Regions from separate parts of the Mus musculus genome. Here region 2 is linked to region 1. A link is a loop called in an ENCODE intact Hi-C map of the cell type or tissue named here. Cell type or tissue: heart. All regions are shown on one strand. Links, peaks and the distances in the headings refer to the core of each region. The heading gives the core; the rest is flanking DNA.

The links. Peaks named below come from ENCODE experiments on the same cell type or tissue, not always from the same donor. Only the 100,000 strongest peaks of a DNase experiment are listed, where the experiment ranks them.
Region 2: a loop joins it to region 1, with 13 times the contacts of the local background. A loop is called at or near these places in 18 of 42 quality-filtered maps.

The regions. Positions count from the first base shown.
Region 1 is chr10:86,730,221-86,733,130 of GRCm38, forward strand. Ttc41 (tetratricopeptide repeat domain 41) reads left to right here. Exons shown (of 16, transcript NM_001003910.2): 6 at 611-1,046. It also overlaps the pseudogene Fabp3-ps1. Among named protein-coding and RNA genes, the nearest start is that of Ttc41, 26 kb to the left of the region's middle. In heart, for the core only: a CTCF peak has its summit at 1,140 (motif pointing left); a DNase peak (open chromatin) is centred at 1,151; H3K4me3 peaks cover 725 bases; H3K27ac peaks cover 709 bases.
Region 2 is chr10:86,635,535-86,638,444 of GRCm38, forward strand. It overlaps the pseudogene Gm19989. Among named protein-coding and RNA genes, the nearest start is that of Gm5174, 19 kb to the right of the region's middle. In heart, for the core only: CTCF peaks have their summits at 1,560 (motif pointing right) and 1,796 (motif pointing left); a DNase peak (open chromatin) is centred at 1,567; H3K4me3 peaks cover 511 bases.

The DNA of each region.
Region 1 (2,910 bases), core at 164-2,663:
TTGGAGAGAGGGCAGAGAGATGTTAGGTTATCTAAGTGTTGTCTAATTAAATGGCAGAATCGGAATCCAGACCTAGAGGGCCAGTGAGATGGCTCAGTGGTAAGGGTGCTTACTGCCATGGCTAACAACCCCAAGTTCAATACCTGGGGTCCACATCATAGTAAAGAACCAATTCCCAAAAGTTATCCCATGGCACCTGCCTGCACATACACACGTGCACACAAAATAAATAAATGGAAATGTAATAAAATTTTTAAACAATCAAGAAAGTATCATATTAGGTATATATCATGACAGTTTTGCTGCAAAAGTAACAATTCTTTGTTATGTAACACAAGGTCTTCTTATTTTATTAAGAGGTCCAAATTGCCTTTATTAGATTTTTTTTTCGATTATTGCTGTAGATTATTCCTCAGAAGAGAGTCCAGATTTGCACTATTAGATTCATCACAGATGAATCAGTCAAATGTGGTTCCATTCTGTGTGAATTTGTATTTTTTTTTTTTTTACTACCAAATGGTTCCCTGTCCAAGTTACCCTCACTGTACTCACATGCAATCGCTCTGAACATAATGTTAAGGTTTTTGAAGTTTTGCAATGTCTCCAATAGGCGAAAGATTTCTCCTGGCTGCCGCGCTCCCTGCCTCCTCACTGTAAATTCATTCTGAGCAGCGTCTCCTCCAGTCTGTCCTGCAAGTCGCTGTGTGCCCGCCCTGACGTGAAGATCGTGGAACTCAACAGCATCGGGGACGAAGACACCAAGTTCAACATCTTCAGACAGCACCTCTCCCCTGCCGACCAAGAACGCTTCGGGCAGAGCAAGCCCATTTTGAGGAAGAAACCAAACCTGAGCCCTCTGAAGCTCGCAATCATCGCCAGCGAGCTGCAGGAGTGCAAAATCTACCGCAATGAGTTCCAGTGTCTCCGGGAGTACTTGGAGGTTGCCTCTGTGCAGGAGCTCTGGGAGTTGATTCTGAAGCGCTGGGTTGAAGATTATAGTTGGACTTTGAAGCCTAAAGACACAACTCTAGACACCGTGATTCCAGGTGTGTGATAGCTGATCCTAAAAGTGCCTCCTTTATGGCTCCAAGACTTGTTTGTCCCAGTTTCTCGGTTGTTCTGTTTCTGCTGCCCCCTGCTGGTGCAGTCCCTCATCCTCACCAAGGACAATCTTGTTTTGTTTCCACAGGGTCTCTCTATGTAGTTCTGGCTAGAACTTGCTTATGTAGACCAGGCTGGACTCAAACTCACACAGCTCCATCTGCTTCTGCCTCCCGAGTTCTGGGACTAAAAGGGTGTGCTATATACCTTGGCTCTCCTGGCACCTTGATGCCTGATTTCCTCTTCAACTTTCTCCTAGACCTTTCTCAGTTTAGTAACAGCTCTTTCCTTCCTAGTTGGGGTAAAACAAACAAACAAACAAACAAACAAACAAACAAACAACATCGTTAGCTCATCTTGTGAGTCTATTGTTTGTGGTGAACAATTTTTCTTTTTTTTTTTTTTTTTTTTTTTTTTTTTTTTTTTTTTTTTGGCCTTGGTTCTGCTTTATTGTCCTTAGAGCACCCTTTGGATACAGTTTTAAAAAATAAACCACATACATAGTAGGAACTGAGTCCAGGCTGATGCCCCGTATCTCCAGAAAAATCCCAACCCAAGAATGTTTATACAAAATGTCAGAGGGGAAAACCATGAGGCAGCATGGTGCTGAGCTGAGGGGTGGCCAGTTGGCAGAGGAGCGGGCGGTCAGTGACGGAGCAGCCAGGTCACGCCTCCTTCTCATAAGTCCGAGTGCTCACCACACTGCCATGAGTGAGAGTCAGGATGAGTTTCCTGTCAACTAGCTCCCTAGTTAGTGTTGTCTCCTGCCCATTCCACTTCTGCACATGGATGAGTTTGCCTCCGTCCAGCGTCACCAGTGACTTGACCTTCCGGTCATCTGCTGTCACCTCGTCGAACTCTATTCCCAGCTGAAAGTTGATCTCTGTGTTCTTGAAGGTACTTTGTGTCTTTATGGTGATAGTATCCCCGTTCTTCTCGATGATGGTAGTAGGCTTGGTCATGCTAGCCACCTGCCTGGTGGCAAAGCCCACACCGAGTGACTTCATGTAGTCATCAAAATTCTTGCAGTCCACTAGCTTCCAGGTACCGACAAAGGCGTCCGCCATGGTGCGATGAGTGAGGAGGCGGGCAGGCACTGAGAACCGCAGCTCCCGGCTGGACAGCCTCTTTAAATAGCCCTCGCATCACATGATGAAAGTGGCCCACACCCCTCGCTCCCGAAATGTGAACAATTTTTCTACGGTGTGTTTACAACAGTCAAGAAGCAGGCTGTTGAAAGCTTTTATTCTCTCCAGCCACTGTCTGTGCAGTAGGCCTCTGATATCTGATTTGAAGCTTGCTTTCCTCGTTTTGTCTTTTCTGCATCTCAGTCTCCTTTCAGAACACGGAAACCTAGATTGGAATGCAGTTGGAGAGGTGGAAGAATACAGGGCACATTGATTACTGTGGTACTACATTGTCCCTCACAGTTTTCTGCTCTACCGTTTGCATTTCTATCAGGAAAGTGGATTTTAAGGTGGAAGTGAGGTCCCCTAGAAGAGTTGCAAAGGCCATTGATCCATTCTATCTAACTACACCCCCAGGACTGCACAGGAAAGCCCTCGGCTCCTTCCTGCAATGGCGGCTGCTTCTCCAGCACTGGCCCGCAGTCCTGATGGGTCTAGGGAGCTCCAAAGCCATGGGGCTAGGAAGAGCTGGGTAGAGCTCAGTCCCGTTTAGGGGGAGCTTCATCACCTTGGCTTCAGATGTGCCTTTAATTGAAGGCTGTAGGTAGTGTGGACCACTTCAGTTCACGAGCGGCAGGGGACCATGATGCCTGTCTTCGCTGTGGTCAGAAGGATCTCTCTA
Region 2 (2,910 bases), core at 231-2,730, 95 kb before region 1:
AATTAAATAATTTTGACAAAATCTCTCTAAAACACACACACATACATGCCTATTTCTTTCCATCTAAGCAGCTGTCACAGTACTCAAATAAGGTTAATTTCTGGGTAGCCAAGGTGCCCATAGTGAAGCACTTATGTTCAGAAAGATCACTTCATATCAAGAAAATGTGGGCTAAAAAATGGAGTTGGGAGGACACAGAGCTGGGAAACTGGTTGGCACATGCTTGGCACAGGGAGTGGCACTATTGAAGGTGTGTCGTTATTGGAGTACATGTGTCACTGTATGGGTGTGCTTGGAGACTCTCCTCCTTCCTTCCTGGAAGGCAGTTTTCTGTTTGCCTTTGGAACATGATGTACAACACTCAGCACCTCAGTGCTATGCCTGTCTAGAGGCTGCCATTCTTCCCACCATAACAATTTGGATTGAAACTCAGAACCATTGAGCCAGCCACAATAAATACTGTACATGACAAGGCAGCAAAATATTGCCTGGATCATGGTGTCTCTTCACAGCAATAGAAACTCTCACTGTGACAGTTCAGGGGAAGTAAGAGTCATTGCATGCCAGGGGAAGAAACTGTTGAAGATGCAGGCTAGATCACAAGTAGAAGGCTGCTCTGTCGCTTGCTCTCCTTTACAAGCATTTGAGGAAACCAGTAGGCCTGCGTCTAAGTTGGGATCAGACTGGACAGAGGAACCTTGGAGATGCTGCCTAAACCAAGAGAGAAGAAAACTAGAAAAGAGAAGCCAAAATCGAAGACCAAAGAAGCACCAGGAGGAATGGGGGGAGGCTGCTTCCACCAAAGAGAAAGCAGTTAAAAAGAAGGAGCCTTCTGAAAATGGCGTGGAGACCCGAAATCCAAGAAGGCCAAGAAGCAGGTGGAGGTGCCTCAAGATGACACTGCTTCTAAAAGCAAATCCTCCATGAAGAAAAAGGAGTCCCTTGAGAAGGAAGCAGCCACTGCTAAAAACCAAAAAGATAAAAAATGAACAGCCTTCTGAAGAAGAGGCAGAGGTCCCTAAGCCCAAGAAGATGAAGAAAATGAAGGAAGCAAATGGAGACAGAGAGAAAAGCCCCAAACTAAAGAATTAACTGTCCAATTACAACCCGAACTCCAACTCCAGTGAAGCTCTTGGTAAAGAAGCCCCTGTTCCTGTGCAGGCTCGATGCCTCAGTGTAGAGGAATGCTGGGCCAGTGAGGTGGGGGTGGGTAGGTGGTTGGGGGAGCACCCCCATAGAAACAGAGTAAGTATGGATGGCATGGGAGGTTGCAGAGGGGAAACTGTGAAAGGGCATAACGTTTGAGAAGTAAAGAACTAAGATATCCAATTAAAACAATAAAATAAAATAGGAAGAAAGAACGTAGTAGCGATAACGGGGCGACGGCGCAATGGGGCAGGAAGACAGCTGTAGTGGCCTGGCTGGACCAGAGAGCACATGCCTGCAGAGGTAGGGCACAGCCTGCAGGGTTGGCTCCAGAGGCACCAAGACAGGGGCAGCCTTGGTGGCGACCTGCAAACGCGCAGGCGCAGATAGCACAGCGACCCAGCAGATGGCGCTAGTCTGAGGACCGTGGTAAGGTCGCTGAGGGCAAGCAGGGGTAGATGTCAGAGCTGGGTAAGAAGTACTGCATGTACTGCTTGGCCAAGGTGAACCCGCTGCACTTCCGCTGCACAGAGTGCCAGGACATTGAGCTGTGCTCTGAGTGCTTCTAGCCCAGCGCTCAGCTCAGCTACCACCACCGCTACCAGGGCTGCCATCTGGTGGACGCTGGATGATTCACACTCCGGGGTCCTGAGGCCAAGGGCAGCTGGACACCATAGAGCAGTTCAGCTTCAGTAACTGGGCATGGCTGCGCATGTTGGTGCTTCATGGACTACCCAGGAAGTGATGGAGCACTCTGTTAGCATGTATACCCACGGGAAATTAGGCAAAGTCTGCATCCCTGGCATCATCTCCAACCGGGTGACAGATCACAGCAGCCCCCAGTGGGGGTCCTCTCTAGCCTAGTCTTACCACACCTTTGCCCCCATTGGAAATCTCTGTGGCTGAGTAGCAGCAGCTGGGTTAAAAGCCCCTGCAAGATGACTATGAGATCGAGTATGACCAGCATTCACTCTGTGAACTCCTAGAAGGAGGAGGAGGAGAGGGAGAGGGAGGGGCAGTGGGAGGGGCAGGGGGAGGGGAGGGAGACCGAGCTCAAGAGTGCCCATGTAGACATGCATGTGTGGAAGCTGAAGGAGAGGCAGCTCCGGAAGAATATTGCCCAAGAGTATAACATGGTACCAGCCTTCCTGGGCAAGGACAAGAAAGAAAAGAAGAAAGACATTAAAGAGAAAGATCACCAAGGAGGAGAAAGAGCTGCAGCTAAAACTAAGGCCACTCTACCAGTTCATGCTCTGCAAAGAATTTGATGATTTATTTGAAAACATGCACAAAGAGAAGATGTTTCGCGCCATGATCTGAGAGCTACAGCGGTACCCATGCAATGGGATTAAGAAGATGGAGGAGTCAGCCGAATATGAGGCTGACAGACACAAATGGAAGAGGAGGAAGGAGAACAAAAACCTGGCCAGCTTCAGAACGGGGAAGGAGGATGGCAAAGACAGCGAGTTTGCAGCCATTGAGAACTTTCCTGGGTTGGAGCTTCTGTCAGATTGCAAAAAGGTTCTCTATAGGTCTTTGAATTTGAGTCCTGCATGCTATTTGACTGTGAAGACTATGATAATTAAAGATCACCTCCAGAAGTGATGAGAGATCCCCTCTAAAAGTCGCCTTCCCACTTATCTGGACAAGGTCCTAAAGAAAAGGATTTTAAATTTCCTCACAGAAAGTGGGTAGATATCCAGGGATGCTTCCTGCGGCCAGATGATGCTAAAGTAGCTTGTGAGCCAAATGATTGTGGATCTC